Linked DNA regions of Homo sapiens: region 1 is linked to region 2. The links are chromatin loops, found by intact Hi-C in ENCODE. Cell type or tissue: GM12878. All regions are shown on one strand. Links, peaks and the distances in the headings refer to the core of each region. The heading gives the core; the rest is flanking DNA. Region 1 overlaps SH3GL2 (SH3 domain containing GRB2 like 2, endophilin A1). Region 2 has its middle 260 kb from the start of ADAMTSL1.

What was found. A loop is a pair of places that touch in the nucleus more often than their neighbours do. Peaks named below come from ENCODE experiments on the same cell type or tissue, not always from the same donor. Only the 100,000 strongest peaks of a DNase experiment are listed, where the experiment ranks them.
Region 1: a loop joins it to region 2, with 7 times the contacts of the local background. A loop is called at or near these places in 13 of 110 quality-filtered maps.

The regions. Positions count from the first base shown.
Region 1 is chr9:17,789,498-17,799,926 of GRCh38, reverse strand. It overlaps SH3GL2 (SH3 domain containing GRB2 like 2, endophilin A1), which reads right to left. Exons shown (of 9, transcript NM_003026.5): 6 at 10,377-10,429; 7 at 8,593-8,696; 8 at 6,430-6,560; 9 at 2,803-4,383. The coding sequence ends at 4,184. Among named protein-coding and RNA genes, the nearest start is that of SH3GL2, 220 kb to the right of the region's middle. In GM12878, for the core only: a CTCF peak has its summit at 5,511 (motif pointing left); no DNase peak of the experiment used is centred there.
Region 2 is chr9:18,207,353-18,217,781 of GRCh38, reverse strand. It overlaps a transcript of ADAMTSL1 not described here. Among named protein-coding and RNA genes, the nearest start is that of ADAMTSL1, 260 kb to the left of the region's middle. In GM12878, for the core only: a CTCF peak has its summit at 4,356 (motif pointing right); a DNase peak (open chromatin) is centred at 4,361.

The sequences.
Region 1 (10,429 bases), core at 2,517-7,516, 420 kb after region 2:
TAAACCTAGTAGACCTATTAGAAAAAGAAGCGAAACCATTGCCCCACTGAATTTATTAATCATTTTAGTTCAGTTTAATTCTGCTTCTGTTTCCACTTTAGGCAGTTTGTTTCAATGATTTGACTTGGAAGAACAAGTGTTTTCTGGCAAGTTCAACTTCTAGTGGTGGTCCACTGAGTAATTTCCATACATAAGGTTTTGTACTAAGGTATTAACTATACCTCAATAAAAATAAAGAATTCAAACAGTCCTGTATCTGGTGAGTGCATTAGTAATGGTCTCCAAAACTCTTCCTTAAATCAAGAGTAAGTTCTTCCTGGAATCTGTGGTCATGACACTTGTTTCATGTGACATTGACTCATAGTGAGATTACTGTATTTGGCACAAAGTCTTGCTGTTTTCACTTTGGGGTTATGGAACTGATATTAAAAAGGTTCAGTTGATATGAGTGCATCACATTAAACATAATGGAATGCTTTTCCTTCAAATATGGTCGAATGCATCTATGTCTCTTTCTGGACTCGCTATTCTGTATATACAATCTATTCTGCTATCTTTGTATCAAAACCATACTACCTTAATTACTGTAACTTTTTAATGTTTTATATCTAGAAAGAGTCCTCCAACTTTGTTCTTCTTTGAGAAAAAACATCTTTTTTCTTTTCCACAAAAATTTTATGACAGGCTTAAAAGTTGAACTTGTCAGTTCTCGAACACATGGAAACAAACTTCCTAAGATTTCTGGTTGAAATCGCACTTAATAAACAGCTAGATTTGGAGGAAAATGATACCTTTACAAGACTGAGTTTTCCAATCTAAAAACACAGAATATCTTTCAATTGCTTTCTCAAATATGTTCCATAATTTTCTATGCAGAGATCAGGTACAATCTTGTTAGATTTGTATCTATGGTTTTGATTTTTTTTTTTTTTTTTTGAGACGGAGTCTCGCTCTGTCACCCAGGCTGGAGTGTAGTGGCGTGATCTTGGCTCATTGCAAGCTCCGCCTCCTGGGTTCAGGCCATTCTCCTACCTCAGCCTCCTGAGTAGCTGCAACTGCAGGCACTCGCCACCACACCCGGCTAATTTTTTGTATTTTTAGTACAGATAGGGTTTCACTGTGTTAGCGAGGATGATCTCGATCTCCTGACCTCGTGATCCACCCGCCTCGGCCTCCAAAAGTGCTGGGATTACAGGCGTGAGCCACCGGGCCCGGCTGGTTTTGATTTCTGATGCCTTTGTGAATGACATTTTTTTAAATTACATTTTTTCTGATTGCTATTGATATATAGAAATAGATTTTTGTATATTCCTCATATCTAGTGATCCTATTAAATTCACTGATTTTTCTAATAGTTTATCTTTGGATTCTTTATGATTTTCTATAGTCACAATATCATTGGTATTTCTTAAAATTGCTTTAGAGAACTGATCTGTAATACTCTAGAACTCATACAGCTAGAAAAAAATATTTTCACGTTAGACTAGTTCACATATAGAACTTTGATATCGTTTGGCTGTGTCTCCACACAAATCTCATCTTCAATTGTAGTTCCCATAATCCCCACATGTTGTGGGAGGGACCAGGTGGGAGGTAATTGGTAATTGAATCATGGGGGTGGGTTTTCCCATGCTGTTCTCGTGATAGTGAATAAGTCTCATGAGATCTGATGGTTTCATAAAAGGCAATTTCCCTGCACATGCTCTCTTGCCTGTCACCATATAAGACGTACATTTGTTCCTCCTTCACCTTCCACCATGATTGTGAGGCCTCCCCAGCCAAGTGGAACTGCGAGTCCATTAAACCTCTTCCTTTATAAATTACCCAGTCTCGGGTATTTCTTCATAGCAGTATGAAAATGGACTAACAGAAACTTAGTATATTTAATTACAACTATTCATGTTAGATTAGAAAATCTGGACTATTGGCCTCAGCACAAAATAATAGAAATGGCCCCTAATACACAAAGAACATGTTTATTTTCCTGGGAACTCAGAAAATACACATTTTGTGTGCCTTGCTGCTCCCCTATTCCCACTCACACCCCAAACATATACATCAAGAGAAAATAATACTGGCCTTTTTTTTTTTTTTTTTTTTTTTTTTGGAGGCAGCATCTTACTCTGTCACCCTAGGCTGGAGTGCTGTGGCGTGATCTCGGCTTACTGCAACCTCTGCCTCCCAGGTTCAAGTGATTCTCGTGCCTCAGTCTTCTGAGTAGCTGAGACTACAGGCATGCACCACCATGCCCAGCTGATTTTTGTATTTTTAGCAGAGACGAGATTTTTCCATGTTGGCCAGGCTGGTCTCGAACTCCTGACCTCAGTTGATCCACCTGCACTGGCCTCTCAAAGTGCTGGGATTACAGGTGTGAGCCACTGCACCTGGCCTAATAGTGACTTTCGATCAAACTATTTTTCCATGTCTATTTCTTTATCTTCAATTACGAAAGAAAATAAGAGGCTACTCGAAGGGATATATTTTATTTCCCCTTCCTAACATTATATTCTTCAGATGATACCACTTTTAACAATATATCATTTAACATCTATGAGACCTAATTCTCCTTACTTTCTTCTCTCCCAAATTCTCCTCCTTCCTGGGGTTACCAGGAAGGTCCCAATGTCCAGGCTAGCTACTTCCTTGCTGCTGAAACTTTTCCTATGTGTAAAGAGGTAGATATGAAGTTGGAGCCAGGTCTTGTTTGGCTGCATGAGAAAGCAATGGAGACTGAAACCAGCCCCCATCCACCCAGTGTTAGACCCAAAGAACTGACACAAAATGAAGGAGCAGAGCCTTTGGTTCTGTCTTCAGCAATATTTATTGGAAACAGCGATGCTTCCTGTGGTGAGAGTTTATACATTAAGCAGTAAGATTTGCCTTTCACTCCACATGATCCACTACTGCAGGTGGCACATCGGAAGCAGCACGTTAAACCTCTGAAAGAGTCTGTACAGCTAGATAAATAGAACTCTGCATACCTAACAGGACTTTCATGACTGATACAAATAAAAAAACACACTGATAAGCTTACACACAGCACTGTACACACAAAATGAAGACGATGGATAGAAAGGGCAGAAGTAAAAGTAGCGACTGAATTGGGAAAGAGTTTTGCATATGCAGCCATATACCTTAAACTGCTAAGCACAAAAATCATCTTTATTTGGTCCTCATTGAGGGCAGAATCTGCACAAATGATGTTCAAAGAACACAGGGTAAAAGTGGAAAGGAAAGGTATTTACTGTTTCTCAGTATATGAACTAGTGGAAAGATGGTTACTAGTGTTTTCTTCCTTGTGTCTCTGTGCCAAATGGATTCATGAAACATGTAATTCACAAATAAAACTGAAGTGAAGATATTTGTTCCCCCTTCCCTGTGCCCTTCAGAAATAGCCTAAATACATACATAGTTTCTGTATAGCAAGAAATTTAAGCTTGGATACCAGATTTCTTCCCAATTCCTCATAATGGAGAATTTCTTTTCAGTCCCTCTCACAATAATGCTGATTAACTGTCTTACTGAAAAATAATTTGGAATTACCGCTCTGGCTTTAATAGCAAGGAGGGAAGAAAACTGGCTATACGTCAGAAATAGCCATAAGTGTGAGGAGCTGAGATGCCTATTTGCAGAGAATGCTTTGAACCCACAATTAACACTTTTCTATGGATGCATTAAGAGACAAATTCATTCAGATCAGGAGACAATTTGCTGGTGAGGGAAGGCTTACTTTGACAATTCCATGACTCACATATTTGGGAAGGGACAGTGTGAAAGCAAAAGCTTTCTCCTCTTTGCATGGAGAAATGCAAAGAGACCTTCAGATGGCCCCTGGGGTGATAGACAATATCTTCGGTGGGATGGTTTTTCTGTGAAATGGCTCATGGTCATATTCTAAGAAACCACAGCCTCCTGAGAACTGTGTAAACAGCAGTTCTGTGACTACTGGCTGGTCTCAGATGATGTTTTAAAAAGCACATGCCACGCCCACCAGGCTAAGAGGATATCATCCATCACCATGACTCCTGTGGGAGCCCACAAGTCAACCAAAGTCACTTGGTGGGGCTGGATGACGTGGACCACTGCGGCCTGCACTTGGGATGTGTTATAAGCAGCATTGCCAAAGCAGTGGTTAACCGTAACTATCTGGGTCAAGAGGAGGCGAGCCAGCCAGCATAACATCCTAATGGGGCAGGGCAACCAGAATTTCCACATAATTGATGGGGAAGAAGCCTGAATGGCCATGCAGCATCCCCTCATACCAGTTCTCATCAATTTGGTTAGTGAGTGTGATGATATCGCCCTCTTTAAATCCCAACTCCCCTTCATTTTCAGGTTCAAAGTCGTACAGAGCTCGGCAGCAGGGCTGATCCATTTGGACACCTGGGAGTAAGAGCAGGAGAGAAGAGAAGAACACAAAAGGATAAGGGGTATTTAACTCACAGAATCTGCTGCCTGCTGTACCCACCTGGCTTGCTGCTCCCCGTCTTTCCTCCCTCATTCCTCTTCCTGTTGAAGCTTCTTCTTGCTACTGGACCTTAGTGTCCACTGCACTGGGCATCTTGCCCTCTACCAATCCTCAGAAGCTTTCTCGGACCTTTGGAAGTTGCTGCATATTCCTGTTTCTGTTTCCAGTATGAAAAACAGTCACATCTATTCTTGTGATACATACAACACAGTTCATTATAGTTTGCCTTCGTGATAATGCCCAGAAATAGGAGGGACAATGACTTAAGAAGAATATAATGATGTAGGTTAATAACACAGCATGGCAAGAATTCTCTCATCTGAGCACTTTAAAACCTTTGCATATCTGAAAAAGTATGGTGAATTACATGGAGAATGCTTTTAAGTAACAGTTCGGTTATCACTCTTTAAAATGATAACCCCAGCCTCTGGAAAACTGCTGTAATGTGGTGAAAACGGAATAATATAAAACACTGAGTTCAAGTTTTTACTTTCTGTGACCTTGCACATGGTACTTCGCTCTCAGTTTCACTGTCTGAAATTGGATGTAACAGTAGGACTTACTTCACATTACTACTGTGGCTACTAAATGAGATTATGTAAAAAATTTTGTAATTTATACTTGGTAAGGTAAACTGTTGCATACATAAATATATGCAGTGCACTGGAGCTATGGCATACAAAAATAATGTACTCCACCTTGAGTAAAATAATGAAGGATGAAATCATATCTTAAGAGGGATCTATTCCAAATGACCCGCTGTATTAATACTACATACATACACATGTAGATACAGACTCAGACAAGTGCACACAGTTCCCATGCCATCTAGGTGGCTGGAAAGGAAACAATGTAATTTATTTTTTTATTTAGAGAAAGAAGCAAATTACTGAGTCTCCAGATGAAAAGTGAAATATATGGTTGGTTTTCAGACAGGGAGAAGCATAGCTATACACAATTTCTGTGACTAGTCCTGGTGGCCAGCTCCAGGAGCCACAGCTGCTTATGTCATGCCCTGAAGTGCTGAGCGCAAAGGACAGAGAGCACCACCTGCCGGCTCAGACCTCGCTTTTTTTCTTAATAAGTCTCCTGAGAGCATCTTATAAAAAGTTTTCTACAGTAGAACATCAAGCACTGGGGATACAGGAAAAATAAAAGAAAGCTACCTATCTCTAACATCCACATCCAGTATAAGACAGTTCCCACTTCAAACAAGCAAATGTGGAGGTTGAAAATGTCTCCAGCACAGGCTGTTGTGTAATCTGCGTGTAGGAGTGGAGAGCAAGTGTGACAAGGTAAAGAATGCTCTATTTGGTATGCATCGATATTCCTGAGATAAAATGTCATCTAGCTTTTATTATATCAACCCCAGTGCCACAGCATGATAAAGTGATCAGAGGTGAGGCATGGGAAGGAAAACCCAGCAAGTGTCGAGTTTCAAAATATCATCTTCTACAAATATATTTAACCATATGCTTCTGTGACTCAAGAAATCCAGCTCATCAGCACATTTCTGGAGCCGCTTGCTGTCTGTGGGTTATATGCGAATGCATGTGGGGACACACTGTCCAGGGGCATTCACTGTCATACAGGCTGGATTCAGAGCGAACACGCAGGAGAAAAGATGACACTCGCAGACCAAACTGACAAGGAAAGGCGATTTACGACCACAAAGGAGGGTCAAAACAAAATGTGTTCGTGTGTGCTGATGATTGACAGAGAAAATGGGATATACAAAGAAAGTTTTATAGAGAAGAATGAGAAGGAAGGAAAGAAAAGGTAAATGAAAAAAAGACAAAAGGATTCCTTTAACAGAGTTTCTACCTGACAACTGACTCCATAAGAAATGTATTACTGCATATTTCCTATGCAGCCAGATTGGACTATTCCTAAAATTTCTGGAAGAGTGCCAATGGATATGCCAAGGGCTATGCAATAGGATCTGCAGTTTCAGCTCTTACCTGAAGGTTTGGGAGTGCCTGTGTGGGAGAGACCCCCATTGGGCTGAGTACTGTCTCCAGTTGGAAACTCCAGGCTCATTCGTGGTTTAGGTTGATATTCCCTTCTAGGCTGAGATGAAGCCTGTCTTATTCTGCAGTAAAAAGAAAAGTGGTGGAAAGGTTATGTAACCAGTTAAGAAGTAAAATGAAAAGCAAATATAAAGATTCAGGAAATGCTTGGGTCACCCACCATGCTACCATGATGAAGTGTGGGAAATCAAAAAAGGACCCTTAGTTTTCTTGTATGTATATGTCTGAGATTTTGGTGATGTCCCTTTATGGGGCCATGTCCTCACTGTCTTCATTCTCTCTCTCAATCCCTCACTTCCTCTCTCATTTATTCAGAGTCCTTTATCCAAATACGCACTGTGCTAGGTACCAGGAACACAAAAATGAATTAAAACACAGTTCTTGTACACAAAGGATAAATGCTTGAGGGGATGCATACCCCATTCTCCATGATATGATTATTATGCATTGCATGCCTCTATCAAAACACCTCATGTATCTCATAAATATATACACCTATGTACCCACAATTTTTTCAATTTTAAAAAAGACACAAACAGATTATGGTCTGTAAGGGAGACAGAACACAAACAACTGATTACTATAAATTTTAGTAAGCACTGTCAGAGATATCTACAAAGTGCCACAGGAACACAGGGGTGTGGTTGTGGGTGAAGGTGGGAAGGAGTCTATCTCTCCATAAGGAAGCTGGAGGAGGTTTAAGGAGAGAACTAAAAGATACACAGGAGCTGTTTCCAGATGAAAATGTGAAAGGGAGCTATTCTATTCAGAACATGAGAAGGTTTGGACAGAGGGAAGGAGGAAATATACTGTGTGCTCTTAGAAGAATGAGCAGTTTGAAATATAGGGAGGAGGAAAGGAAAGAGGGAAGACAAAAGGAAATTGGAAAGGTATGGCTAATAATTGTCTTCTACATACCCCTAAATATTTTCCAAAGTTTCAGTTATTCAATAAACAAAGTATGTAAGAGATATGCAAGGGAGGGCGAGGGTTTAGGGTATGGTAACTGTAGAATGATACTGACTTTGAACATATTTCAGAGGAAAAAAAGGAAAGGGCTCCCTTCATGCTCAAGAGACATTACAAAGACACATAGTATTTCTTTAGTATCTTTGAAGTATATGGTTTTAAAACCTTTCTGGAGGCTTCAGCATTACATAAATTTCCATAAGGCTGCGCCGAAGGAAAATGCTCAATTAAACCATGAATCAAAGAAAATACTGAAATGAGATCAGCCTGAGGGAAAACAACGAAAACAGGTGTGGAATCGTATGATTGGTGTCTTCTTCACGCAGGCAGCCATGTGATCAGCTGTGAGAGTCTAATCTGGCCATGTGGCCTAAGAAAAAAGCTTGCTGAGGTGACCCTTTGAGGTATACATGTTCAGCAAAATCATCCTGTTTAATCTGGCTAAATTAAAATAACACATATTATAACATAGGGCCACTGGTATATAGCCAAACAGGCTGTGCCCCACAACTCCACGGAGCCACATTCACACGGTAGTTTCCTACTACTACAGCCCTGCTGTGAGGTACATCTAATGAGGTGAAAGTAGCTCTCTCTGATGGCAGAGGACTTGACCGCCATTCAGAGAAACACAAGATGTGAAAAGAAACAGCCTCTCACACAGGTTATGGCTGGCTGTGAACTCCACTTGCACCACTGAGTGACCCTGGGCTAGTTACTTCACCTCTCTTAGCCTCAGTTTACTCATCTGTTAGTCGAGGCTAAAAACACTTAGGTTACAGGGCTGTTATAAGATTGATGATGATATGTATCCAGTACCCACATGGAATAACTGCTCAGCAAATGGCATCCATTATCAGCAGTAGCATCCTGGTGTTCCACCTGTGGCAGCCAAAATATAATCCAAGTATCGATCTCTCATAAGCAGAAAATTAGATTCAACAGAACAACGTAAAACAAAGCACAAGAAAAAACAAAATCAAAACAATCCACAAGGCGCCTCTGTAGGATAAGCGGAATTTTGGCAGACGTTTGTCTCCAAATGTATTCTATGATTTCCATTTCTTTATACATCATTTTATAGCAATAAAATGCAAATGTGAAATGCAGGGAACTGTAGAATACCTTTCTTCCAGTCTGACCGTGACTTGCTGCAGGATCTGGACTGCCTGCTTGTGGTACTCCAGCTGAGCTTGCACAAGTGCAGAGAGCTGGCTCACTTGTTCAATCTGCAGATTGATGGGAAAATCATGCCTTAGTTTTACACGTTACCATCCCTAAACAGCCACTACTGTTTCATACATACACCAGGGCTGCCCTCAACACACAGCCCCTGGTTGGTGGTGCTGATGACTGTGTGATAAGCCAACTAAGATAGATAGTTCTGCAGGTTTCAAATCCATCAAGGATAAAAGAAAGCATCCTTATGCTTAGAATCATGCGTATCAGTACCATGAGGAGAAGCAACATGGGTAACCCTCAGGAAGACCATATAGCTCTAAAGAGTCTCATGCTTAGCTACAATCTTGTATCTGGGATTTGACTTCTTTTATTCTATAGAAAAGAAGGTACACTGGCCAAAGGACTCTTTGTTCCTTATACTTTTCATGCTGTTAATATCGGTACTGTTAATAAAAATGTGACAATATCTCACATAATGTACCCGGAGAGGCGACATGGTATGACAGAAAATCTTCTGTGCTCTCTGAGCCTCATCTGTAATGTAAAAGGGTTAAATCAAGTGACATCTTGAGTTCATTCTTGCTCTAATATTCTAAGCTTGATTTCTCTTGATTTTATGTTTCACATTATGATCCAGCTGGGTAGCAGCCTCCAAGTCAACAGAAGCAGTGTTGTCCCATGAATTTGGGGATGGGGAGGGGTGCTGTGTTGCAGGGAAGGAGCACTGTGATTTGGAGCACCCCTCATGCACACAGTATTCCTCTCGAGGAGTTAGGTGGACACAAGTTGTTTTACATAAACAAAAACCTACACTGTCTCCAGGTGGTAGGAAAGTCTGGATATGTTCAACACACTTCCCCTGCCACAGTCAGGAGTAAGGCAAGTAGGCAATGTGATGGTTAATTTTAGGTGACAACTTGACTAGATTAAGGGATCCCCAGATAGCTGGTAAAGCATTATTTCTGGGTGTGTCTGTTAGGGTGTTTCCAGAGGAGACTGGCATTCACTTAGTAGACTAAACAAAGGAAGAGCTGCCCTTCCCTATGGGGGTGGAGACCACCCACTCAGCTCAGGACCCAGATAGAATAAAAAGCAGAGGAAAGGCAAGTTTGTTCTCTCTCTCTTCTAGCGAAGGGACACCCATACGCTCCTGTCTTTGGATGTCACAGCTCTAGGCTTTCTGGCCTTTGGACTCTGGGACTTGCACCAGTACTACTGATGCCCCCTGCTCCACAACTGAGTTCTCAGGCCTCTATTGAGTTATACATAGATCCTCAGAAATATCCTTTATCTTCCCACTATTGATAAGAGAGATGGTCCCTGACTTTACGATTTGTAGGCTTTATGATGGTGCAAAATTGATATGTGCTCAGTAGAAACCATACCTCAAGTACCCTTACAACCATTCTGTTTTTTACTTTTAATGCGTTATTCGATAAATTACATGATATATTCAAGACTTTAACCCCATCATAAGTTAAGGAGCATCTGTACTTTAAGATTCATTAGCAGTCGAGAATCTAGTTAAACTACAGGAATGCAGAAGAAACTTTTCTATTTCTCAGTCTACTTTATGACTGACAATTATTTAAAATAAATAACTATCTACTGAAGTTCTTATCACATAGTGTAATCAGATATTAATGCTTTTAAGGGTTATGGCCTTTAACATATTAATGTTGTGCCTCGATGATAAGATTAAATTGAAAACCACAGGAGTCACTTACATCCATCTCCAAGAGATTGAACATGCTTGACTCAGCAATTTCCTTAGACTCAT
Region 2 (10,429 bases), core at 1,795-6,794:
GGACATCTCCATTTGCCAGTGAAGCCAGCATCAGTCTCGGCTAAGATCATAGAGCACAATGACCAATGAGTCAGGTGCAAATGGCCTTTGGCATTAATGGAAGAGATAATTAGGCAAGAAGGCAAGAGTTGAATGCAAAGGAACCAAAACTACATTTAGACATAACCTGTCATGTCCATCATGGTCCATATATCTGCTCAGAGATATATGATGGTAGGAAGTAGGGAGATGGAGATCAACTAAGATTTTAGAAAGAAGAAAGCCACAGAATCCTTCACTGATTCCAAAAAGCAGGAAAGAAAAGACAAGATACCAAGATTTCTAAGGTGACAGACAGAGGAGGAAAGGGAGGAATAAAGCTGGGGAGGGGTAATGCTACTTCTTTGGCACCTCAAGAAACATTTGCCTGAAAGCACCCAAGATGGGAAGCAACAGTGATGCAGTGAAAAAAACACACGGGCAAATCATGGAACCTCTCTGGGCCTCAGGCTCCTCATCTAAACTTCACAGGGTTGTTATGAAGAATAAGCAGCATAATGATAGAACATGTAAAAACACTTTATTAGCTGTCATTTCTGTGGAACCCAGGGCCTAACTTTCTGACTGAAAAAGCAGGCAACAGAACAAAAATGCTTCTCTAGAGAGATAAAGTAACTGACCCCTCTCTCTTCCTTTAGAGCCCAGATTAAATGCCCCTTCCCTAGAGGGGCTTCCTGGTCACTTATTTAAAGCTCATGTCCTTTATTCTCTACTTGACCCCTCATTTGTCTTCCTCATAGCCCTATCTCAACTCCCAACAATCTAATGGAGGGGAGGGTACAAATAGTACTCCCATTTTACTCAGAAAACTGAGTCAAATAAAAGTTTAGGCCACACAGCTGGTAAGGGGTAAAGTCAGGATTTCAACGTAGCTGGTGTGGCTCCAGCGTTTTTGCTCTCAACTACCATGCAATACTATTAACATGGAATCTGAATAAAAAGTTGAAATTAACAAGAACAAAGGTAGTAATGTCTAGAGTCAGCATTCACCAAGAGGACAGGGTAGAAGGGAGGAGAAAAAAACTAAAGGAAAATGGAAGAGAATTATGAAATGTTTGTCATCTTGAAAGAAAAGGAAAAAAAAAAAAAAAAAAGGAGAGCAAGAGTTGTATGTCACTGCTGCGTGCCCAAATCTGTTATGTAAGGGCTGGCTTATGCTGGCTCCACTGCCTTGGCTTTAGGGCCTTACCTGTCAGAGGGAGCTTGATGCTGCTGCCAACCTCCTAAACTGTGTGGTGTTTTCTCCCCTCATGCCTATGCTAAGTTATTCTCCTGTCAATAATCTTTCATCTGTGTTTCTTTCAGAGGCATCTACTGCAAGTGCAAAAGAATTGTGGTGAAAGCTGCCTGATCAACAGCTATAACCTGGCAGAATTTCTCCTTCCAGCCTTACCTGAAAATTGCTTATTATGAAATACTATACCACAATGCTTCATGCTTATTCCAATCTCAGATTAAAGGCAAACTCTTTGTCCAAAACAGTACACACCCACAGGTGGGGGTGTATATGAGCAGTTTTGACAACGAACAACAAAAGTTGGACCTAAATTTTTCACTTAGCACAAGCCTAGTAATTTTATTATTGTTATTATTGGATGTAGTTGCATTGAGGATTCTCTTATTAGAGACATATCTTGGTTCAAGTAATCAATGGAATGTGTGGGGGAAACACATTTAAAAATGAATTTGGAAATGTTTCCAGGAGTGGTGGTTTTACAAGAGGACTCATCACAGATTTTTTCACAGAATCTTTCCTAATCTTTACGAAGGTTTGAGGCTCTAACTCAGTTCTCGTAATGGACTCTCTCTTGGTTGGAAAGAAGACAACCCAAAATTCCAACATTTGGTGAGTTGACAAAAGTGACATGTGGTGTCTCTTTCATTCTTGTAGCAGCTGTCTCACATGAAAGGCAGTGAATCAGAGTTCTCCGTGAGGACAGCAGGAGCTGGTCCCCCTGCCTTTAAGGTCACTCCCAGAGTCTTTCCCTACAAGTTGGCCTTGGCATCTGCAAGAGCAGCAAAAACAGAACACACAGGGGCCCTCACACCACAAACCTAAATAGTCTAAAAGTTATAAGCCAAGCTAATAAACCATTAAATAAAATAGTCTACCTTCCCATCTTGACAAATATACCTCTATGACAACAAAATTGAAAAAAGGAGTGCAGCTATGGGATTTTTTTTGATTGCTAGTCAGCAAGACATCAAAGATGACTGATATTCATTATTACTGTGTATGTCAGCAGTTCTTTTGACAGGCCAGTAATGTATAGATGAGTCATAAACACATATATAACTCATAAATATGTTTACTTCATAAAATACAATATTTCTTGTCTTCATTTTTATAAAATACTTAAGTTATTATAGTTAAGGTTTTCCCATAAATTTCCTTATATTGACAGTAATGCTAAATTAGATAATCTTTTTTGAATCATCATAGTTGTTAGATTATTTTCAGTATTTTCAATTTTGACAAACTTCTTTATGTTGAGGCAGTAACTACTGGAACTGTCAAAATTATTACAGTAAAATAAATTCAGAGATGGCCACTTTATGTATTATTTTATGTTCAAATATAACATAATCATAAATGATAAACTATATTGGCTATACAAAATGTAACAATATTTTAATTTAACCATTCCAATCGCCATCTCATTCAACTTCTGCCCTCTTTCAAAGTAATATGTAAATCCATAAAGAATTTAGTTGTTGTTTTTTCAATTTTTTCAATGCTGAGTTATAAAGAAAACCAAACACAGCAGGATGTTGCTCAATTTGTTAAAATCTTCTTTCAATAAAGACTACTGCCTGATCTACGGTGGGCAGAAGATAATGTCTACAGAAAGTGTATTCAGGGTCACATACATGTAAATCTTTCCCATTATAGAGTGCATGACATTTATTGGAAAGCTTTTGTGTGGCTTCCTAGTTTCTTTCTAGGTAGTAAAACTATTTTCTCTAAAATGTTTTGAAATATTTTTAAATCACTTATCAAATGAAGTAACTCTACTTTGATACTTCTGGGTTTTTATGAAATAAAACTTTTGTAAACATTATTAATAGCAAACAACAGTTCACATTAAATGACCATGGATACACAAATTCAAAGTTAGCTTCTGCAAAGACTATTATCAATTCTTTCTTTGTGGAACTGTTGTTATATCACATAATTGTTGTAGTATATCTTTTCTAAATTTAATCTAAACATTTTAGTAACATTTAGTTGGCATCGCCATCAGATGTCAAAAAGTAGCTTTAAGGTCAATTTCAATGTATTTCCTTGGGATGTTCCATATTTAGACAGATTCAGAAAACAAAGTACATCATCTCTGAATTGTTCCAAAGAATATCATTGCTTTGGGTGAATTGGAGGCTATACATCCTAATAACAAACACACTACATAACTTCAAATAAGCTACTTGAAAATAAACTGTATTTGAATTTCGAAGAGATTTTATGATAACATGTACTATAACTATGCTTATCTAATTTAAAAACTTTTAAAATATATTTTCTAAATGTAATTCTGGGTTTATTGATGGAGAGAAAAGAGGAATACTGCTGTTAGAAAGAGAAGAAAATACAGGTGATAACTTGACCATGAAAAATAAGCCTACAGATCACTAAGAGTTGACTTTGTTCTTACAACAAAAATACACTAAATACGTAAAATTTTAAAATTACAATTAAATTTCTTTGGGCGAGGGGCGGTGGCTCATGCCTGTAATCCCAGCACTTTGGGAGGCCCAGGCGGGTAGATTGCCTGAGGTCAGGAGTTCGAGACCAGCCTGGCCAACATGGTGAAACCCCATCTCTACTAAAATAAATAAATAAATAAGCAAGCAAGCCAGGCGTGTAATCCCAGCTACTCGGGAGGCTGAGGCAGGGGAATTGCTTGAACCAGGGAAGTGGAAGTTGCAGTGAACCGAGATCGCACCACTGCACTCCAGCCTGGGCGACAGAGCGAGACTCTGTCTCAAGGACAAAAAAAAATTATTTGGACTCAGATTCTGTCTCAGATCTCTCAGGTACAACTTCCTCTATCTCTGAGGTTTCCGTATGTGCTATCTTGAAAACCGTCAATTCCCTATAGAGATATATCAAAGAAATAGATTTCTGAAACAGCAGCACAGAACGTCCTCATTTTCTAGTTACAGTTATGAAGTAACAGAAAACAAAAAGACACCTTTATGCTTTAGTGTGAGCTCACTAATACCTAGTCCCAGGCTCAATCACCTTTTCAGCATCATCTCAAAGGCAAAAGTTTAGCTTCTCACTAAGTTCTAACGGAAAACAACACTAGAGGGCGCTGGGAGTTTGCAACTTAGGACTGTCTTCTCACCCAGGAACACAGTGTTTTGTTCTCCGAAGGATACCAACACCAATTCAATCCCTGAAAATGTCCGTTATCATCACAGTTCCAATGAATCAAGAGCGTGATCCTACAAATATGTTTTCCCTGAATACAAAAGGGGAAAGAACAAGAATCTCACTGGCTTTAGCAGTTTAATAGTGTACCATCCAATCAGGTGAAAAAGATATTAAATAAATTCCAAGGAGGGGAAAGAGGGAAGAGCAGAGCTTGTAGCTTACAGTTTCTTTCTTTCAAGTCATGTGGTAAGTGAATTTTTGGTGTGAGCGTTCATGAGAATTTCTGCCAAAAAATAAAATGGTCAAGTCTTGCATTAAGTCAGGCTGAGTTGATGTTCAATACACTAACGGCTAAAGATAGAAGTTCCCATTATAAATCACATCTCAAAATGCTAGTAATTTGCATTTAGGACAATGAACTGCAAATTCTATTCAAAAGGTAAAATTAAAATAAGACTTTCAGGTGTTGTTCTCTCCCAAATCTTTACAATCTTATGACCATTGTGGGGAAAAAATTTGTGGGGAATGTTGAAGCACATCTTACCTAGTCTCAGTGTGACCTAAGGGTTATCGTCCACACCAAAAAGGCAAAAGGCACCCTAGAGCTAGAAGTTGTCTTCCCTTTGAATGGAAGACAACTCAAACTCTAACTACACATTGTGGGAAAGCTATGATGTAGTAGCCTCTCATACTTTTGAAATGTATACATTTTTACAACGGCCCAACATCAATTTGCATATGGATTTGCAATTGCACATGCAATTGCAAAGATAGGATTTTACTGGTGATTACAACAACAACTTTTAAAACTACACTTCAGCCTGGCCAATCCAGTCTTCTCCAAGACCAGCACTACAGATCTGGCTGTTTGACATAGTGACAAGTAAAATATTACTTTTTCTATGAAGTTGTTTCATTTATATGTTTGGTCAAATCAAACTAGTCATAAATACATTTGCTGAACATAATCTATCCTAAGCCTTTTCAGTGTTTAAAATTATGGACACACTTGGAATTTTGTCATGTCACACAAGAAACATTGGCCCAGGAGGTCAAACATGGTCATAAAGTTCATAAACACGTCAATCTTCCTCCTACCACAGAGACTTTGAGTTTGCTGTTCAATCAACCCAAAGCAATCAGTCTTCTTCAAGGGGACCAGGAGTAAGTCTTCCTTTTTTTCAGGAACTGGTAGATTAAACATGGGCGCAAGACTCAAATACATACACGTTAATACACACACCTTGTCCAGATTTGGTTCCAGAATTTTTTCTGGTGCCTAAATCTGGTCACAGTGGACTTGTTTCTTCTCTTAACTGCTTTTCATACAACCCTAGGAGAGTCCCAGGTTCTGTCCTTGAATGAGACTTTCATTCCTGGCATACTAAGTCAAAATCAAAATGCACTTCCTGCAGAAACACTGTCATGAAAACAGGGGCACTTGAAGTCCCACAGTTTGTAGCTTAACTGGGTTGTTGAGGGCTGGCCTAAGAATGTAAAAAACATTTCCAACATTTTTGCTTTGGGAATGTGTAAGTTTCACTATCTGATTTTCAATGGAACATTTGAAGCAATACTTGTAAAGTGCAAAGTTTTGTAAAGGAAACAGATAAATATAAAATTACATGGAAGGTATCTTTAGCTTCAGATGCTGAAGGGACGGTGAAATTCTCTTCTAAAATAAAAGAAGGATTTTTAAGGGATTGCCACATTTTTGCAACTGAAGGCACATTGGATATTGATTTAGGTACTTCCCCACAGATGTCAATTTGGCTGAGTGGGGACATGTGGTCTGTCAGCAGAAGATTTTCAGTCCCTGAAGTAGAGGACAGAGCTCAGAAGAGAGTCCTAGAGAGGTTTTTTGTTTTGTTTGCTGTTTTTAAACAAGAAATCCTATAACAGAGATACAAAAATAAACAGATAAAATTTTTGTTTTAGAACAATGGTTTTCAAATTGTAGGTGGCTGTTCATTTGGTTTATGAAATTAAATGGGTCTTGAGACTCACATCTGTAGAATGAAATGGAATAGGGAAAAAATGGAGGGGGGCCATTGTATTTCTTACTGTTTGGGTGGTCACGATCACAAAATTTTTGAAAGAACACTGACCTAGAAGTTAACAAAAAGAGCCATGGAGTTAAAAAGTTAAAACCATTCTTAAAGTGGAATTGGCAAGTGTGAAAACTGGCGACTGTGTATTGCTTTTGGGAAAAGGAGATAGAAAATAAATTAGGAGTGTTTAAAAATTTGGGACCATTAAATAGTGCTCCAGGGTTAGAGAGGTCGTCTAGGGACTCTCTTTGTCCAGCCAGCTGTGGCTCATCCTAAATATGGCTTAAATATCACTTCCTCAGACCCACCTTGTCGCTTCTCTCCTCTGTCACCTTTTTTTTTTTAATAGAACTTATCACAATGTGTAACTATACATTTGTTTGTGTGTTTCTCTAATGTCTCTGTCTCTAGACAGCCTTTAAACTCTATGGTGACAAATTTTACTTCTGTGGTTGATTACTGCATAATACCTGGCCAGGCACTCAATTACTATTTAAAGAAAAGAGCATCAGGAGATATTGTGAAAGACTTTAAGATAGGCAAAAAAAAAAATTACTGGTGTCCTGCCTAGTATACCCTTCTAAGCTGCCAGAGCTGTTCGTTGCCTTTGAGCTGTTTTACCACCCTGTAAGTTATAGAAAACTGACAGTAATGCCAATGATTCTTATCCACAGAAATGCAAGTGAATCTTGGTGAATATGCAATGATTATTGTCATAGGAATATTAATAATTTTTTTCATCTACTAACAAATCCATCTTAGCATTCCTGGTAATATTAATTAATATATATATTTATTAATATATATCATATATAATTAATATATATTTATTTATATATCATATATAATTAATATATATTTATTAATATATCATACATAATATATTTATTAATATATATCATATATAATAATATATAATATTAGCGTATATGTGTGTGTTCTTTGACTTCTATTTAAAGCTAGTTGTAATATGTTAAAAGTTGTTCTTATTAATGAATTAATTAAAATTTTAATGAATGAGTTAAAATTTTAATTAAAGTATTAATTAAAAACTCTGACATGTTTTATATTTTATATTTATACTTTATATTTGGAGGGAAAGAGAAAGGAAAGAAAGAAAATGGAGTATTAGCTGGAAAGTCTATGTATGTGCTCATTCTCTTGGGGACTGACATTACCTGGTTGTGATTATGTTAAGAGAAAGAGGCTGGTGAAGGAAAGAAAAGGAAGGCATCAGAAACAAAGGTCATTTTATAAGGTAAACATGAGATAGCAATGTAGCCCACTTATAAAGCAGACTTTGTTTTAAACAGAGACATAAACATACATATAACATATGGGAAATAATGTGCTTATTCCATGCATTCTGTACTGGCAAGGCACATCTATTGTTGAGATCCTCAGCCTAGATAATCTGACACAGGTAGATCCAGAGAACAGTTATGATTTTTCACTGTCTACAGGCAAGCTGGTATAGGTACTACTCAATTCCCACCAAAGTCACCAATTAACAAAATGAATTATCCACTATGATGTCACTCAAACAGAACAAAGAGGAAATAATCAGGAGAGAAGTAAGTGTTACCCAGCAAAAATTAGTTGGAGGTGTGTTTACATGAATAAGGGTATCTTTCAATCAGAAAAAGTAAATCAGCAAGGCTAAAACTTGCATTTCTTAAAGATCATCAACCTGTTAATTAGAAAAGCTATGATAATTAAACTGAATTCAGGTGGTTTACTTAGAGTCAAGAATTAAGTTTATCGGGACCTCCCTTTAGCTTTATAAAATTAAGCTCCATTTACTAAATCTAGACACAGAGTTTAGGCAGGGTTTGCGTTTTGGTTCCATGGTCTAAATATTTATAATAGGTCTCCAATGAGTGTTCACATAGCTCTGGGTGATAGGTACTGATTCGATAACAAAAAGGCATTTTACTACACATCCCAGAGTTAAGTTAAATGCATAAATGTGCCATATTCACCAGAACAATAGTGAAGGTTCTAATGATGACATAATGCATAATAATAAACCCAAATGGGTTCTTTCAGCCATCACAAACAAGTCTGACGTAATTTTTATGTGCATTTTTGTCTCAAACATTTTTTTCAACTGTAAGCAAAACATATAACAAACATTTCAGAAAGACAAAAAAACACTTGTATAATGTTCTTGCAAATTTATACAATGCAGATTTGAATTCACAACACGCAGACACACACACACAGACACATATCTTGGCATACTGTAAACCTAAATTACAAATGGTAAATAATATTTTCCTTTATATAGCATGTCACAATCCACAAGCATCTTTGAGCATATTCATAAAACCCCTGTGAAGTCATTCATTGTTTTCCCCATTTTGTAGATAAGAAAATCAAGGTTCAATGATGTCTATTTCATAGATGAGGTAATCAAGTTTAGAAGTCTGGTTTGTGGCCACAGAACCAGAAAGAGGCATAGGTAAAGTTAAACATTAATCAAGGTCTGTCCTTTCCAGTTTTCCTGTTTTATCCTCTAACATAACTCATTCAAGTCAAACAAATATTATTATGATATTTTCTTCATTATTGCAATAAAAAAGTCCACACTGCCTGGGATACAGTCCCAACTCCACACTTGCTGGCTATGTGCTCTCAGTCAGATCACTTATCCCCTCTATGCCTGGTTCACTATCCTCAAATTGGGGATAATAATATCCCCTAACTGATAGCATTGTCATAAGGACTAAAATATTTATGAAGCGCTTAAAACTGTGCCTGGTGTCTTCCAAGTAAAATCAATTTCTTCTAATCTCAGCTTAGCAAAGTAAGACATTTGCCCTGAGGACCCAGATGACTGCTTGGACACTCATTGGTTGCCGTGTATCTGATGATCCATGGGCTGCAGGTGCAACTCACAAACTTCAGTAAGAATTTCCCAGCATCAATGCCCAGACTCGCCTCAGGAATCCTGCCACCAGGGGTCAGAAAGTTCCCTTGTGTTTATTTTGTTGAGCAATTTCACAGCTTCCTATCCAAAGACACAGAGAAACTGCCACTTGGGACTCATAGCCTCTTTCTAACCTGGGATAATAAGTACATGTTATATTTCAAGGAGTTACATTCCTTTCTATTTTTATTTATTGTAAATAATAGCAGCTGCCACTTAGTGAGCACCTACTAGATGTAAGATACTGGACTAAGCGTTTTCAACTATTTTTGTACCCCTAACAAAATGTACATCACTGTCTCCATTTCATAGGCAAGAAAACCTGAGACTCTGAGTGGTTCATCAGTTTATCCAAAGACACACAGCAAGTGGTAAAACTGACATTCACCTGGTTCCCAGGTGCTGTCTGTGAACTTCCAAAACCTACGCTCCTGACATACAAGACAGTGCTTCTCTCTAGAGCCAAATCATGCAATATTTACTTATTCTATCTTGTTTTTTTTTAGTACTCTATATTTATATCCTCTTAGGACTAAATTGTGCAATAATTATTTATCCTATCTTGCTTTCTTTTTTAACACTCTGTATTGTTTCAAAAGGACCTGAGACCCGCTTATACAAATACATAAACCAAATAAAAATTTTCCAAGAGGTTGAAAAACAGAAAATAGAAAGTAGAGATGAGGCCACGTCGAAAGTTAACATATGAACCGCATGTTACAAGGGCGCCTAAAATGACTAGCATCGGACCATGGATTCACCTTTTCATCTGCATTAAAGAGTTTAACTTCTTATCTTCTATTGTAGGAGAATCATGCAATGTTAAAATTATGCAGGACTTCAGTCTGATGCATATTTAAACATATTAGTTATTGTTAAAATGAGTTGTACCTAACTATTTGACCAAGCACCATTGATTAGCCAGTAGACTTGAGTTATAATCCCAGTTTGGTCACTAACTGGATGGGTGATTTTAGGCAAGTTACTGAACCTAAGGCTTAGGGTTTTTTGAGAGCATGAAATGAGATA